Linked DNA regions of Homo sapiens: region 2 is linked to region 1. A link is a loop called in an ENCODE intact Hi-C map of the cell type or tissue named here. Cell type or tissue: Caco-2. All regions are shown on one strand.

Evidence for each region. A loop is a pair of places that touch in the nucleus more often than their neighbours do. Peaks named below come from ENCODE experiments on the same cell type or tissue, not always from the same donor. Only the 100,000 strongest peaks of a DNase experiment are listed, where the experiment ranks them.
Region 2: a loop joins it to region 1, with 17 times the contacts of the local background. A loop is called at or near these places in 10 of 110 quality-filtered maps.

Annotation. Positions count from the first base shown.
Region 1 is chr14:90,231,408-90,239,407 of GRCh38, reverse strand. No RefSeq gene overlaps it. Among named protein-coding and RNA genes, the nearest start is that of PSMC1, 21 kb to the left of the region's middle. In Caco-2, a CTCF peak has its summit at 3,861 (motif pointing right); a DNase peak (open chromatin) is centred at 3,957.
Region 2 is chr14:90,110,165-90,118,164 of GRCh38, reverse strand. The region is part of intron 1 of KCNK13 (potassium two pore domain channel subfamily K member 13); the gene reads right to left. Among named protein-coding and RNA genes, the nearest start is that of KCNK13, 52 kb to the right of the region's middle. In Caco-2, no CTCF peak of the experiment used is centred here; a DNase peak (open chromatin) is centred at 3,424.

The sequences.
Region 1 (8,000 bases):
GGCAACTCCTTCAGGGTCCTGAGTCTTCTCAGAGGCCCCATGTTGGGCGCCAGATTACTGTCGATGAAAAGAGTCAAACTCTCTAAAATCTTTGAAGAGGTTTATTCTGAGCCAAATATGAGTGACCATGACCAATGACATAGCCCTCAGGAGATTCTGAGAACATGAGCTCAAGGTGGTCGGAGTAAAGCTTGGTTTTACATATTTTAGGAAGGCATGAGTCATCAATCAAATACATTTAAGAAATACATTGGTTTGGTTCAGGAAGGCAGGACAACTCAAAGCAGGGGCTTCCAGGCTATAGGTAAATTTAAACATTTTCTGGTTGACAATTGGTTGAGTTTATCTGAAGACCTGGGATCAATAGAAAGGAATGTTCAGGTTAACCTGAAGGATGTGGAGACCAAGTTTGTGCAAAGGAATCTCAGATAGCAGGCTTCAGAGAGAAAGTAGGTTATAAAATGTTTCTTAATAGCCCTAAAAGAGTGCCTGGATCTTAGTTGATTATCTCTTAGATCTGGAAAGAAAGGAAGGTAAACAAAGGGGAAAAGGATTCTCTATAGAATGTGAATTTTTTCCCACAAGAGACTTTGCAGGGCAATTTCAAGGTATGGCAAGGAAATATAATTTTGGGGTTAAATATTTTTTCCTTGTCTCATAATGTTATTCCAAAGTCAGACTGGAAAGTAAGTCATGATGTATAGGGTCAAATAAAACACATTTGATAAGAATTTATGGGGTGTAGGGCATGACTCCCTAGACCCCTTAGGTAGGAATTTGGGCAAGATAAAAAAATCAGAGCTTAGTCCTCAGATCAAATTTTAGGAAAGAGAACACAGGGACAACTGAGGAACAAGAAATAGATCCCCAGACCCTAGTGAAGTGCATATCCAAGTGGAAAGACCTCTATGGTGGCGTCTGTATATAAATACACATATGGGGATTTGTTTACACATATAGATAATAAATACATGCATACGCAAATGAGACTTGGTGCTCAACTTTAAAAAAAACTCATGGGTGAGCTATCCAAGCATCTTGGAGACCACAAGCAGCCTCCAAGAGCAGCGTCTAAGGCAGTCACCCTTGGTCTCCACATTTTTTTATTTCATCACCTCTCCTCTCTGCTCTTGGCCCCTTGGATTTCCCCTATACCCTCTCCAGCTCCACTCCTGCCTTTGTTCCTTTTTTTTTTTTTTTTCCTTCTGAGATGGAGTCTCACTCTGGCCCAGGCTGGAGTGGAATGCCTTGATCTCTGCTCACTGCAACCTCCGCCTCTTGGGTTCAAGCGATTCTCCTGCCTCAGCCTCCTAAGTAGTTGGGATTACAGGCATCTGCCACCACACCCGGCTAATTTTTGTATTTTTAGTAGAGACGGGATACCACCATGTTGCCCAGGCTGATCTGAAACTCCTGACCTCAAGTGATTGGCCTGCCTGGGCCTCCCAAACTGCTGGGATTACAGGCGTGAGCCACCGTGCCCAGCCTGCCTTTGCTCTTTGTTCATGTTGTTCCCCCATTAGGTGGCATGGTGGGATAATCACCTCTAAATACTCACCAATGCTGTTTCTCCAGCATATTCTTTTACTCTTTGCCATCTCCCCCATTCAGCTGGGCTGTCCTGGATTCATTGCTGCAGGAAGGGATGGGGAGGTTGGCACCAAGCAGAGGACAGGGAGCTTCTTTCTTCTTTCTTTCTTTCTTCTTCTTTCTTCTTCTTTCTTCTTCTTCTTCTTTCTTCTTTTCTTCTTCTTCTTTTCTTCTTCTTCTTTCTTCTTCTTTTCTTCTTCTTTTCTTCTTCTTTTCTTCTTCTTCTTTTCTTTTCTTCTTCTTCTTTTCTTCTTCTTATTCCTCTTCTTCTCCTTCTCCTCCTCCTCCTCCTCCTTCTCCTCCTCCTCCTCCTCCTTCTTCTTCTTCAAGACAGAGTCTTGCTCTGTTACCCAGGCTGGAGTGCAGTGGCATGATCTCAGCTCACTGCAACCTCTGTCTCTCAAGTTCAAGCAATTCTCCTGCCTCAGCCTCCCAAGTAGCTGGGACTACAGGCACATGCCGCCACGCCCAACTAATTTTTTGTATTTTTAGTAGAGACGGGTTTCACCATGTTAGCCAGGATGGTCTTGATCTCCTGACCTCGTGATCCACCCACTTCAGCCTCCCAAAGTGCTGGGATTACAGGCATGAGCCACCGTGCCTGGCCTGCTTTTGACTTTCATAAGCTTCAGTGAGACCTCAGGACATAGAAAGCAGATTCGACAGAAACCACCCACAGTAAGCAGGAAGCTTCTCCCTCCCCTGACTGCCTGGGGGGTGGAGGTGGTGGGGGAAGGTAGGAAGAGAATCTGGGGGCCTTACTCAGTGTTCTTACCTTTAAAAAGAATAATGAGGAGAACAGTCTAGGAGTTTCTCAAAAGGTTAAACATAGTTACCATACGAGCCAGAATTTCCACTCCTACATATATACCTGGGAAAACTGAAAACATATGTCTCCCCAAAACTTGTATATGAAATTTTATAGCAGCATTATTCATAATTGCAAAAGAGTGCAAACAACCCAACTGTCCATCAGTTGAGGAATGTGAAACACAATGTGGTATATCCATACATAGGAATATTATTCAGACATGAAAGGAGTGACGTATGATGCCTACATAACATGAATGAGCCCTGAAAATATTGCATTACATGAAAGAAGTCAGTCACAAAACAGCACATATTATTTGCTCTCATTCATACGAAACGTTCAGATTAAGTGAAGTCATAGGGAACAGAAAGTAGGTTGGTGGGCCAGACATGGTAGGTAGCTCATGCCTTTAATCCGAGCACTCTGCGAGGCCAAGACAGGCAAATCCCTTGAGCCCAAAAGTTTGAGACCAGCCTAGGAAACATGGTGAAATCTCATCTCTACAAAACACAAAAATTAGCTGGGTGTTCTGGCACATGCCTGTGGACACAGCTACTTCGGAGGCTGAGGTGAGAGCAGCACTTGAGCTCGGGGGTCAAAGCTGCAGTGAGCCATAATTGCACCATTGCACTCCAGCCTGGGCAACAGAGAGAGACTTTGAGAAAGAAAGAAGGAAGGAAGGAAGGCAGGCAGGCAGGAAGGAAGGAAGGAAAGAAAGAGAGAGAGAGTGGAGGGAGGTAGGAGGAAAGGAGGGAGGGAAAGAAGGAAGAAAGAAAGAAAAGAAAAAGAAAGAAGAAAGAAAAAGAAAGAAAGAAAAAAAGAAAAAAGAAAGATTGATTAGTGGTTTTCTGGGGGTAGGAAGGAGGGGGCGGGAAGTGAGTGCAAATGGGTAAGGGGCTTTTTGGAGGGGGTATTAAAATGCTCTAAAACGTACTCTGGTGATGGTTGCAGACACCTGTGACCACACTAAAAACCGCTGAGTTGTGAGTTTTAAGTGGGTGAATTGTATGGTATGTGAATTATATCTCAATTAAGCTGTTATATCAAAAAGAAAAAAAAGGGGGGCAGGTACTGGAATGGTGAAGTGCAGGCACCCTGTGGCCGGGCTTCCTGGGTGCCCCCCGGTTGCCGCATGTCAGCTTACATGCATGCTTACATGTCAGCGTGTAAGCCCTGGCACCAGTGTCCTCATCTGTAAAACGGATATGCTAATAGACCCTGCTCACATAACTTTGAATAAAAAGCTGGGTGGCATTTGTAATGTACCTAAAACAGTGCCCGGCAGGCAAGTTTGTTAAAAGTTTTTTTTCAAATGAAGCGTTTAGGTAAAATGACCTGAGGCTTGGTAATCTGCCACCAAAACTAAACTCAGCTTTAGAGCCCGGGCGGCCTGTGACTGTCTTGAGTGCTTCCTGTGAAGAAGGAATGAATTTTCCCGGGTTCTGACAGGTGCATGCAGTTCAGATATTCACCAGCAGAGGGCGCCGCATACCAAATACCGCGCAGGGGCCGGTTCCTCCCTGCCTAAGAAGTGCTCTGTGGAGCACTTGTCTGCCCCTCGAGCCTCCAAACGCCCTGGGCGCTCTCGGACCGGACGCTCCTTGCCCACCCACTCCCGGGGCTGGCCTGCTCTTTCTCACCGTGGCCCTTGAGCCCTTTGGCCGAAAGGCTAGTATTTTGCCTCTATCCTGCTCAAAGCCTGGTCTTCAGGGCTGCTTCTGCAATCTGCAGGCTCATCCTCCCTCTCTCTGTCCAGGCTCCACCTGGCTACCCGGGACTGGCTGGAGAGAGACTGGCACTTTCAGACTGGAGCCAGACCACTCCATGTCATTGGACCCCAGGCCCATGACTTGGGCACTTGATACCAAGAGATGAGCTAAAGCCAGACTTCAGATTCCACTTAAACTTGCTGAATGCCCGCTCTTTGCTCTCTTAGACTGGCTCATCCGACCTCACCACGGTGCTTTGAGGTTGGTGCGTCACTCCCATTTTGCACATGAGAAATTGGGGCTCAGAGACATTAAATGACCTGTCTGGGACCACACAGTTGATGGGCAGTCAGGTCTAACTCAGACATTCTGACTCCAAGCCTAATGTTGAGCCCCAATTTTAATTTTCATCTCCTTCTTTCTGTCTCAAGGAAATCCAGAGTTTTAGGATTGGAATGTATCTTTTTTTTTTTTTAGACCGAGTTTTGCTCTTGTCGCCCAGGCTGGAGTGCAATGGCGCGATCTTGGCTCACTGCAACCTCCACCTCCCAGGTTCAAGTGATTCTCCTGCCTCAGCCTCCCGAGTAGCTGGGATTGCAGGCATGCACCACCATGCCTGGCTAATTTTATATTTTTAGTAGAGACGGGATTTCTCCATGTTGGTCAGGCTGGTCTCCAACTCCTGACCTCAGGTGATCCGCCCACCTCAGCCTCACAAAGTGCTGGGATTACAGGTGGGAGCCACTGCGCCCAGCTGATTGGGATGTATCTTAAACTCCACTTCCCATCCAGGTACTCAATGCCTCAGCCAGCCCTGAGTGGGGAGGTACAACCTTTGCTTGGAGACATTTCTGCCTGGCTTCCTCCTGCTTAACTTTCAGGTCTCAGCTTAAACATGGTGGGGACTACTCAGAACCCCAGAATTGATATGAAGATTATTTTAATTTATTACTAAGATTATATGAAGACATTTGAGAGTCAACAGATGCAGAAAGAAGCCCTTTTGGAACTTCCCTTATCTGACTAAAAGCAGCAACTTCTGGGAAACAAAGCTGCCAGAAATTCCTTCTTCATGGGTGGGCCTATTCCCAGGATAGAGACCAAGAGGAAACCTACCAAAAATCCCCACTCTGGGGGAGTTCCATGGGCGTGAAGAAAATGGAAAGACCACTCACTTCTGCATAAACAATCACAAACTTTTCTATTTCCCGTTTGTTCTCCTATAAACCCTTTTGTCCTTTCTAAAGAAACCCATTTGTTCTTCCCATAGAAGCTTTTTCTTCCTGCTCCCTTTTCCTTGCTATGTTAGATACAGATGCCCCTTGACTTACAATGGGGTTATGTCCCAGTAAGCCCATCTGTATTAGTCAGGGTTCTCTAGAGGGACAGAACTAATAGAATATATATATACACACACACATAAAGGGGAGTTTATTAAGGAGTATTAAACTCACATGTTCACAAGGTCCTGCAATAGGCTGTCTGTAAGCTAAGGAGCAAGGAAGCCAGTCAGAGTCCCAAAGCTGAAGAACTTGAAGTTCGATGTTCGAGGGCAGGAAGCATCCAGCATGGGAGGAAGATATAAGCTGAGAGGCTAAGCCAGTCTGATCTTTTCATGTTTTTCTGCCTGCTTTATATCCTGGCCGCAGTGGCAGCTGATTAGATGGTGCCCACCCAGATTAAGGGTGGCTCTGCCCTTCCCAGGTCACTGACTCAAATGTTAATCTCTTTTGGCAAAACGCTCACAGACACACCCAATACTTTGTATCCTTGAATCCAATCAAGTTGACACTCAGTATTAACCATCGCAAGTCCACCCTTTGTCAACTTGAACCCATACACATCTCCTGAGATCATACACAATCTTCAAATAAAGACAGTAATAAGGTCAGAATTATGCCTAACATGATACAACTATCCTTCGTACGACCAGAAATGCACCAATCCCCAGCCCAAATGCTATTACATAAAGTTAGCCATGCTTAAATGCTGATATGAAGTCAATAAATCTTATGTCACATGATAAAGGAAAAAGGAGGTAGGGGAAGGTGCCTCATACCTGTAATCCTAGCACTTGGGAGACTGAGGTGGGTGGATCACCTGAGGTCGGGAGTTTGAGACAGCTGGGCCAACATAGTGAAACCCCATCTCTACTAAAAATACAAACATTAGCTGGGGGTGGTGGTGCACATCTGTAATCCCAGCTATTCAGGAGGCTGAGGCATGAGAATCGGTTGAACCTGGGAGGCGGGGGTTGCAGTGAGCTGAGATCATGCTACTGCATTCCAGCCTGGGCAACAGAGTGAGACTCAGTCTCAAAAAAAAAAAAAAAAAGGAAATAAAATGAAGATATTTTCTTAGTACAAGTGTATACATGCATAAACATGCTTTTAACAAAAAAAGGAGAAAATACTCATGACAATTACAGTCCTTGTTTCTGCAGCTGGTCATGTGGTCATAGCTGGTATTGATGACTACCTTCTTCTACTACTCATTCTGTATTCCCTTTGCCTTCAGCAAGCACCTCAGCAGCTCATGTTTGTTTTTGTTTTTGTTTTTTTTCCTGGTGGAGTGACCCAAACTTTAATTCCTGAAGGGTCTGGATCATTTGTAGTCCTGCCTGGATTGGGCTGTTGTAGTTTCCCATTGACCTTAATCACAGGGCATAGTAATACTATGAGACACCCTAATGGATCTCTATATTCCATGCATACTCTTCCTTACCTCCATTGTGTAATAGTAGACTGATTTCATCTTGATTGTCTAGGTCAATCACCCCAGCCAACACTGTAACTTTCTTCTTAGCCTGTTGACTTAAAAGTAGGAGTAGCCCAAAGTGTCCAGGTGGCAATCTTAACTTCCAGCTTAATGGAATCGTTGTTGTGTCTCCTGGTGGCACCATTCCTCCCTCTGGAACTAAGACCTCTAGGCGAACAGAACATAATGTCACTGGGTCAGGAAAGAAAAATTTTGCTAATGGATCACTAGGGGTGATGGTGAGTGGTGCTACTTCCACTTCCACCCCTTGATTCCTGGATGTGTGAATCCTGGCTATGGGAGAAATAATACCATATATTGGACGCTGACTCAGAGCATACATGGCCTTCTGGAAAACTTTGCCCCAGGCCTGCAAAGTATTGTCACCTAGTTGGCATTGTAATTGTGACTTCAAATGGCCATTCCACCATTCTATCAATCCAGCTGCTTCAGGATGATGGGGAACATGCTAAGACCAGTGAATTCCATAAGCATGAGCCCACTGCTGCACCTCTTTAGCCATAAAGTGAGTGCCTTGGTCAGAGGCAATGCTGTTGGAATATCATGATGTTTGTTAAGGCATTCCGTGAGTCCACGGATGGTAGTCTTGGAAGAAGCATTGTATGCAGGATAGGCAAACCCATATCTGTCCATATCTGGAGTAAGCATCTATTCCAGTGAGGACAAACCTCTGCCCTTTCTGTAATAGAAGAGGTCCAGTACAATCAACCTGCCACCAAGTAGCTGAATGATCATCCCAAGGAATGGTGCCATATTGAGGGCTCAGTGTTGGTGTCTGCTGATGGCAAATTGGGCACTTAGTAGTGGCTGTAGCCAGGTCAGCCTTAGTGAGTGGGAGTCCATGTTGCTGAGTCCATGCATAACCTCCATCCCTGCCACAATAGCCACTTTGTTCATGGGCCCATTGGGCAATGACAGGGGTGGCTGGGGAAAGAGGCTGAGTGGTGTCCACCTCTGCTGAGGTCACTCGTTGGTGAGCACTCACATGGGATACAAATAGCTTCACAGTTTTTAACCACTCAGAGAGGTCCATCACATGCCTCTTCCCCAAATTTCTTTGTCACCAATTTTCTGATCATGCTTCTTCCAAGTCCCTGACCATCCAGCCAAAC
Region 2 (8,000 bases), 120 kb after region 1:
TTACTCTACCTTTACGTACAATGACTCAGCTACCAGCCCAATAAAAGCCCTGTTTTCACTATTATTTGGGGAGGCACTGCTTTGGGAACTATCCCAATGTTCTTCTTACTTGCTGCAAGTAATAAAATCTCTTTGTTAAGTCCTCCTTGGTTGTAGTCATTGAGCTGTCACTGGCCAAGCAATCGAACTCACCTGTTGTGTGGGTAAGAAACAGAGCCAGACACAAAAGTCACATACTGAAGGATTCCATTTAATGAGAACTGTCTAGGATAGATAAATCTATACAGACAGAAAACAAGTTGGTAGTTGCCAGGGGCGGAAGGGAAGAGTAAATGAGGAGTAACCATTCAAGTGGTATGAGGTTTTCACTGGGGGCAATAAAAATGCTTTGGAACTAGATAGAGGTAATGGGTGCACAACACTGTGAATGTACTAAGTACCACTTCATTGTATACAAGTGGTCCCCCCTTACGTAAGGTTTTGCTTTCTGAGGTTTCAGTTACCTGTGGTCAACTATGGTCCAAAATATTAAATGAAAAATTCCAGAAATAAACAATTCCTAATTTTTTTTTTGAGACAGAGTCTCGCTCTGTCTCGCCCAGGCTGGAGTGCAATGGTGCAATCTTGGTTCACTGCAGCCTCCACCTCCTGGGTTCAAGTGATTCTCTTGCCTCGGTCTCCCGAGTAGCTGGGACTACAGGCGCGCGCCACCACGCCTGGCTAATTTTTGTATTTTGAGTAGAGACGGGGTTTCATCACGTTGGCCAGGCTGGTCTCAAACTCCTGACCTCAGGTGATCCACCTTCCTCAGCCTCCCAAAGTGCTGGGATTACAGGTGTGAGCCACTGCACCCAGCCCAATTCCTAAGTTTTAAATTGAGTGCCGTTCTAAGGAGCATGATGAGACCTCTCACTGTCCCACTCTGTCTCACTTCAGACATGTTCATCCCTTTGTCCAGCTGTATACACTGCTGCCCCTGAGTCAATGAGTAACCATCTAGGCTATCAGATCCACTGCTGCAGTGCTTGTATCAAGTCACCCTTCTTTTTCTTAACAATGGCTCAGAAGCATGACAGTAGTGATGCTGGCTATTGTTATAATTGTTATATTTTATTCTTAGTTATTGTTGTTAATCTCTTACTGTGCCTTATAAATTAAATGTTATTATAGATACGTATGTGCAGGAAACACAGTATCATATAGGGTTCAGTAGTATCTGAGGCTTGAACCATCCACCTGGGGTCTTGAAATAGATTCTCTAAATATAAGGGAGGAATTACTGTATTTTGACGTGGTTAATTTATGTATGCACATTTCACCTCAATTAAAAAAATAAGGGTAATATCTCCCAGTAGGAGAAAAGATGAGCGCATTTGCTTGCAACCCCTTGTAAGACTGGGGATTTCCTGAGCAGTTGTGACACAGACCCGTGGGGTATGCTGCATTCACCTTGCCTGCTGTGCATGACCCCCTGGGAATTGTGGGGCAAGGGGAACCTTTGCAAACCCGAAGCTCACGCTGCCTGCTATGTTGTAATGAGCGGTCTAAATCCACTTGGGCTTGTCTCCTTTCCCAAAGCATCCATGGAGGTTTGATGAGCTGACCTAGCCGGGGCCTGCTGCTTACAGGCTGCTTGCTGCTTGACAGCCCTCATTGTCCCCTGATATACATGAGCCAACAGGGCACACGGAACTTCCTTTTCAGGGATGCGGTCTGCCATAGCAACTGAAAATTGCTATAACTGTGCGATAGTTTATAACTAAACTGTGCAATAGAAAATCTCAACCACAGCCATGCTTGTTTTTGCCCCCATAATGCCGAGAATATTTATGAGCAAATTGCCAAATACTTGGTGACTTAGTGACATCCATTCAGACAGAAGACAGATTTAAAGGCAGGCTTCAAACATCTTCAGGAGACTATTGCCTGGGAAGGGAAAAAAGGACTCCTTTGAGTGTTCTTATGTTTCTATCTGTGTGGTTATGTGGCTACGATATATGTGAAGAAGAGTGCAAACAAAAATGTAAAAATTCATCAAGTTGTATACTTAAGATTTATATCCTTGACAGTATATGGGTCATATCTCAATAAAATTTTTTTTGGCAGGCAGGCATAGAAAAATATGCTTGGAATCATTCCATTTAATGAAAACAAAGCAAGCAAACAAACACACAAAGAAACACAGAACCTTCTGGAGCAGTTTAAACACTGTATCAGAGCAAGAGCTGCTCCTTAGAATGAGTAGTGCAATGACCATGCATTACAGCAGTGGTTCTTAATCCTGGCTGATTGAAAATCACCTGAAGAGCTTTTAATAAATACCAATGCCTGGGCACCACCCACAGAGATTCTGATTTAATTGCCTGGGCATAAAAGAACACATTATAGCTCCCCAGGTGGTTTTTCAGGGTGGACAAACCATGGCCCACAACCTAGATCGGCCTGTTGCCTGTTTTTTTTCTTTTTTTTAATAACACGTTATTGGAACCCACCCATCCATGTTCATTTATGTAAACTCATGGCTGCTTTCAGGCTACAGTCGCAAAGTTGAGCAGTTGCAACAGAGACCATATAGTCGGCAAGCCTGAAATATTTGCTGGCTGGCCCTTTACAGAAAGGGCCCCTGGGTCAGACATCTGAATTGAATGTGGAGTTTATAAAACACAAGAAGATGTTCAGCACCACCTGGAACCTTCTGACTCCAACTCTCCAGGATGAGGCTTGGGCAGGACTTCTTTGTAAGTTTCACAGGAGATTTTTCTTGGGGATCCCCCGGTTCTGAATTAGGGCCCTTGGTGCTTTGTGGTGATGCAGTTCCCAGTGGAGCCCAGTGACCAGCAGGAGCGGGCTGGCTCTTCCAGAATCATGTGAGGAACGTTTACCACTCAGATCCCCAGTAATTACCCTTCAGAGATTCACACTCAGTCGCTCTGGGGTAGGGTCCAACTACTGCTGTTATAAACAAACCAACCAACAAAACCCCAAAACAACGAAACCCCAAAAGTCCTCTCTGTGTTTGGGACCATTTACAATCAGGAGCTGAAATGAGACCAGGTCCCAGTCCCAAAATTTTGAAGGTGCAATTCCTCCTGGTTGCCAGAATCTGCATTGGGTTGGTAGAAGTGATTTGGATCGGACTTTGGATTTAAATGCAAACAAGAGAGCTGGTTTTGCCCAGGCCGCAGTTGGAGGGCACTCCAAAGTCTCTGCTCTGCAAAGAAAGTGAGGTGAACCTGCACCTGCATGCAGAAAGAGGGGCCACCTAGCAGAAGGGGAAACCCACACTGCGAGGCTGCTACCTGGTGAGCACTGGCAATGCTCAACTAGCAATGAAATGCCTCAGGACAGCCACTGCCATCTCTTTCCAGGAGAGAAACCAACAACCTAGGTCTCACTCTCAAGGATGATGCACAGGAACACCCGGAGAATCAGGAGCGTACACCTCCTGGTGGTGGAGACACAAAGAAGCATGGAACAAAATCCCTGCCCAGAGGCTGTAATTAACATACATGAAAAAAGATTGGGAGCAATATACATGTGCAAGCATCTACCTTAGAACGCAGGTGACCTCCGTGGTCCTGAGAATGGGGAAGGTCTGCTGTAATTAAGGCCAGGCTTAACCGGGCTTTCCCAGGAACGAAGGAATTTCTAGTTAGGTTGACACCATTTTCTCAAACTTGGCTGCCCCTTAGAATCACCTGCAGAGGTTTTAAAATCCCAAAGCCGAGGTCATGCCCCAGACCACTTAAATCAGAATCTCTGCGGGTGTCAACGAGATGTCAGTAGTTGTTAAAGCTCCTCAGGTGATTCCAATGTGCAGCCAAGTTTGAGCGCCCTGGTCTACACCCAGAGAAGTCCAAGGGGGTCTGGGTGCAGAGAGAAACAACAGGAAGCTGTCTGGAGCCTGAGTATAGATACGTGGGGAGGGGCAGATGGCTTGAAGTACACACAAGTCCACGAAGGGCAGCAACAACTATGATGCTCTAGATAGAAATTGGAAATAAATTGGCACAGCTAAGGGGATCCACTGGGAAGTGAGCCAAGGTACTCAAGGAAGAGCTGCAACGAAAATTTGAGTTTGCTTTTTCTTTGGTCTAGGGCATTTTGACCCCACCATACTTAAGGGAATAATTTTAGACTTAGAGAAAAGTTGCAAAGATAGTACAGAAAGTTCTTGTACATCCCTCTAGGTTTCTTTTTCTTTCATTCTTTTTTTTTCTTCTTCTTCTTTTGAGACAGAGTCTCACTCTGTCCTCCAGGCTGGAGTTCAGTGGCGCAATCTTGGCTCACTGCAACCTCCACCTCCTGGGTTCAAGAGATTCTCCTGCCTCAGCCTCCCAAGTAGCTGGGACTACAGGCACATGCCACCATGCTCGGCTAATTTTTGTACTTTTAGTAGAGACAGGGTTTCACCATGTTGTTCAGGCTGGTCTGGAATGCCTGACCTCAGATGATCCTCCCAGCTTGGCCTCCCAAAGTGCTGGGATTACAGGCATGAGCCACCGTGCCCGGCCTCTCTCAGTTTCTTCTAATATTAAGATCTTACATTACCATGGCACATGGGTCAAAACTCAAAACACCACCATTAGTACGTTACTACCCACTAAACTCCAGATTTCATTTGGATTTCACCTATTTTTCATCAACGTCCTTTTTCTGCTCCAGGATCCAATTGAAGATGGTGCATTGATTCAGTCATCAGGTTTCATTTGTACCCCACCATTTTCAGACACTCTATTTGATTCAATTGGTGCTTTAAACTTAAAAACATTTTTGTTTTGTCTTTATGAATATATATTTTCGTCCGAATTTTACCACTGAAGAAATTTTATTGAGACCGTCTTTTCCTCAGTGAATTCCATTACAAGCTACTTTAATTCTTTCAACAATTTTTCCATGCAGGTAAACCAGTACCATGTTTTTCCATTTAAAAAAAAAACTTTTCAACCAGGTGCAATGGCTCATGCCTGTAATCCTAGCACTTTAGGAGGCTGGGGAGAGAAGATTGCTTGAGCTCAGGAGTTAAAGACAAGCCTCGCCTGGGCAATATGGCAAAACCCTGTCTCTACAAAAAATATAAAAAATTAGCAGGGCATGGTGGCACACATCTGTGGTCCCAGCTACTCAGGAGGTTGGGGTGAAAGGATTGCTTGAGCCCAAAACGATGAAGCTGCAATGAGCTGTGATGACACCACTGCCCTCCACCCTGGGCGACAGAGCAAGACCCTGTCTCAAAAAAAAAAAAAAAAAATCTTTTCAACAGACTTTTTTTATACAATAAATTTTACCAAAAATATTTGGTTCATCAATTACTTTTTGTCTATATGAATGCTGTCCCTCATGGTTTTTGACAATCTGAGTTTCCTTGGATGATCACATTTCCACCAAGATCAATTTTCCTGAGTCAAATTCTGCATATCCAGATTTGCCAAGATGTGATCCTTCTATTGATTAAAAAAAGCAATTTTACCATGTGCATTTTTCCTTCTGTTGCTTTTACTTCATTTGAGTTTTCTATCACATTTAATTTTTTGCAGTTCAGTTGTTGTACTTTTCAACTTTACCATGTTTACTTTCTGTAGTTTCTCATTTGCAACAATTTTTTTATCACTTGCAATTTTAACTATTATATTTCCTTTTGTGTTTTTTCTACCAATAATATTTGCAGTGACGACTACAAGATTGATGATTTGCATTGTTTTTAGTTGAGCCACGGAAGAACTGAATGGCTCTTCTCAGACACTCTAGAGATGCTCTACTGGCCGGCATGAATCAACTGTATTGCTCATCCAGTTCTTTTTGATGTTTGTGTTCACACATGAACCAGCAGAGCAAGAATAGATGATGAGTCAAGTGAGTGAAATGATCTGCTTCATTTAAAAAAACTTTTTAAAAGCTTCCCTTGGTGGGTGGGAGTCCCTGCATGTCAGCAGCACCGCCTTACCCACGGAACACAATGTAAATGGCATCGCTAGAGATACGCAGGACGGTGCAGGAATGTGAGAAAAAGGTAAGAAGGGCCAAGGAGAACGAGCAGAGCAGGATGTTTGGCTGAATTCCAGGCAAAGACACAGGGACCAGACATGGTGCTAAGGCAGAGCCTTGATCTAAGAGAAGACGTCCCAGCTCCCAGAATTGGGATATAAGGTCAGGGTGGGGCCAGCCCCAAGGTTGATTTTCTGCTGAACGACTAGCCTAGGATCCTTAGACTCCCCGGGAGGAGTGGATTCTCTCTTAAGAGCCTGGAGTGTGGCCCAGTGACCCACCTGTGAGGGATGCGTGGAAGAGGTGGGGCCAGAATATTACTAGAGAAGTTGATTCACCTGAAGAAATCAGTCACCTTATTTATTTAGGTAAAAAACAGTCACAAGAGAAGGTTTAGCTGTAATACTCTATAGTAAGCAACTGCCTGCACAGAGGGAAAGTGGCTTTATTGTTGTGGCCAAGCCATCTGGGGCAGTGTTGTCACAGAGAGGGACATTCTGCATCTAGAGACGAAAGGGCTCAGACCCTTCTCCAGATGCCCCAAATAACCTTCTCCAAAGAAGTGCAGGTCAACATCTTTCTGCTTGGTCTCAGGACAACAAAAGCGAACATTTCACTGTCTTCCATACTGTCCTCTCCCACTGCCAGACTAGAATCAATGAAATTCACAGAAAAAGGGCACAGCTGGGAAATAATTGGGCTTGAGTAACAACTAACAATTCCCCTCATTCTTTCCCTGAGCTAATCAACCACATCTCCTAGAGCCAATAAGGAGAGGTCCTCTTCTCTGTGTATGTGTGAAATGTAACACATTCGGGGAAAAAAGTGAATAAATGTATAAGTGGCTTGAGCATCTTTGTAACTAATACCCAGTCAAGAAATAGAAAATTTCCAGAACCTCAGTGGGTGGCCAACTCTCCATCCTCTATCTGACACCCCAGAGCAGTTTCTTGACTTGCACAGAATCTGAGATTTGGACGGAGAACTAGAGCTTTGTTTTGCAAAGATCCGCAAGATCTGGAGATGTCTAGAAATGAAGTTGGAGTTCTCAACTTAGTGGCTTTAAGGCAACATTCAGGGAATTAAGTATTAATAGGCTAATGCAGGGAGTTCCTGATCAGGGGGTTCAGAGTGAGACTCAGAGATTCAGGGATTTTTTTTTTTTTTTTGAGACAAAAGTCCTGCTCTTGTTGTCCAGGCTGGAGTGCAATGGCGCCATCTCAGCTCACTGCAAACTCTGCCTCCCGAGTTCAAGCAATTCTCCTGCCTCAGCTTCCTGAGTAGCTGGGATTACAGGCACCTGCCACCATGTCCAGCTAATTTTTGTATTTTTAGTAGAGACGGGGTTTCACCATGTTGGCCAGGCTGGTCTCAAACTCCTGACCTCAGGTGATCTGCCCGCCTCGGCCTCCCAAAGTGCTGGGATTACAGGTGTGAGCCACCGCACTTGGCCAGGGATATGCATATCTGGTAAGTACCCCAGAAGATTCAATAGTATGTGGTTCTCAAAGACATGCCACTTTAGAAAGACATGCCCTGAATCCACAGACACTTAGCTCAGGAGGCACTATGAGACTCCTTATGTCCTTGCTACTCAAAGTGTGGCTCCAGACTAGCAGTAGTGGCATCACCTGGAATGCAAAATCCTGGGTCCCATTCCAGAGCTCCTGAATCAGATGCTTTTTTTTTTTTTCTTTTTTGAGACGAAGACTCACTCCGTCGCCCAGGCTGGAGTGCTGTGGCATGATGTCGACTCACTGCAACTTCTGCCTCCCGAGTAGCTGGGATTACAGGTGCCTGCCACCACGTCTTGCTAATTTTTGTATTTTTAGTAGAGACGGGGTTTTACCATGTTGGCAAGGCTGGTCTCGAACTTCTGACCTCAAGTCATCCACCCGTCTTGGCCTCCCAAAGTGCTGGGATTACAGGCATGAGCCACCGCACCGGCTCAGGTGCATTTTTATGCGGTCTTGCTGGTAATCTGCACGCACATTAAAGCTGTAGTAGCACACCTC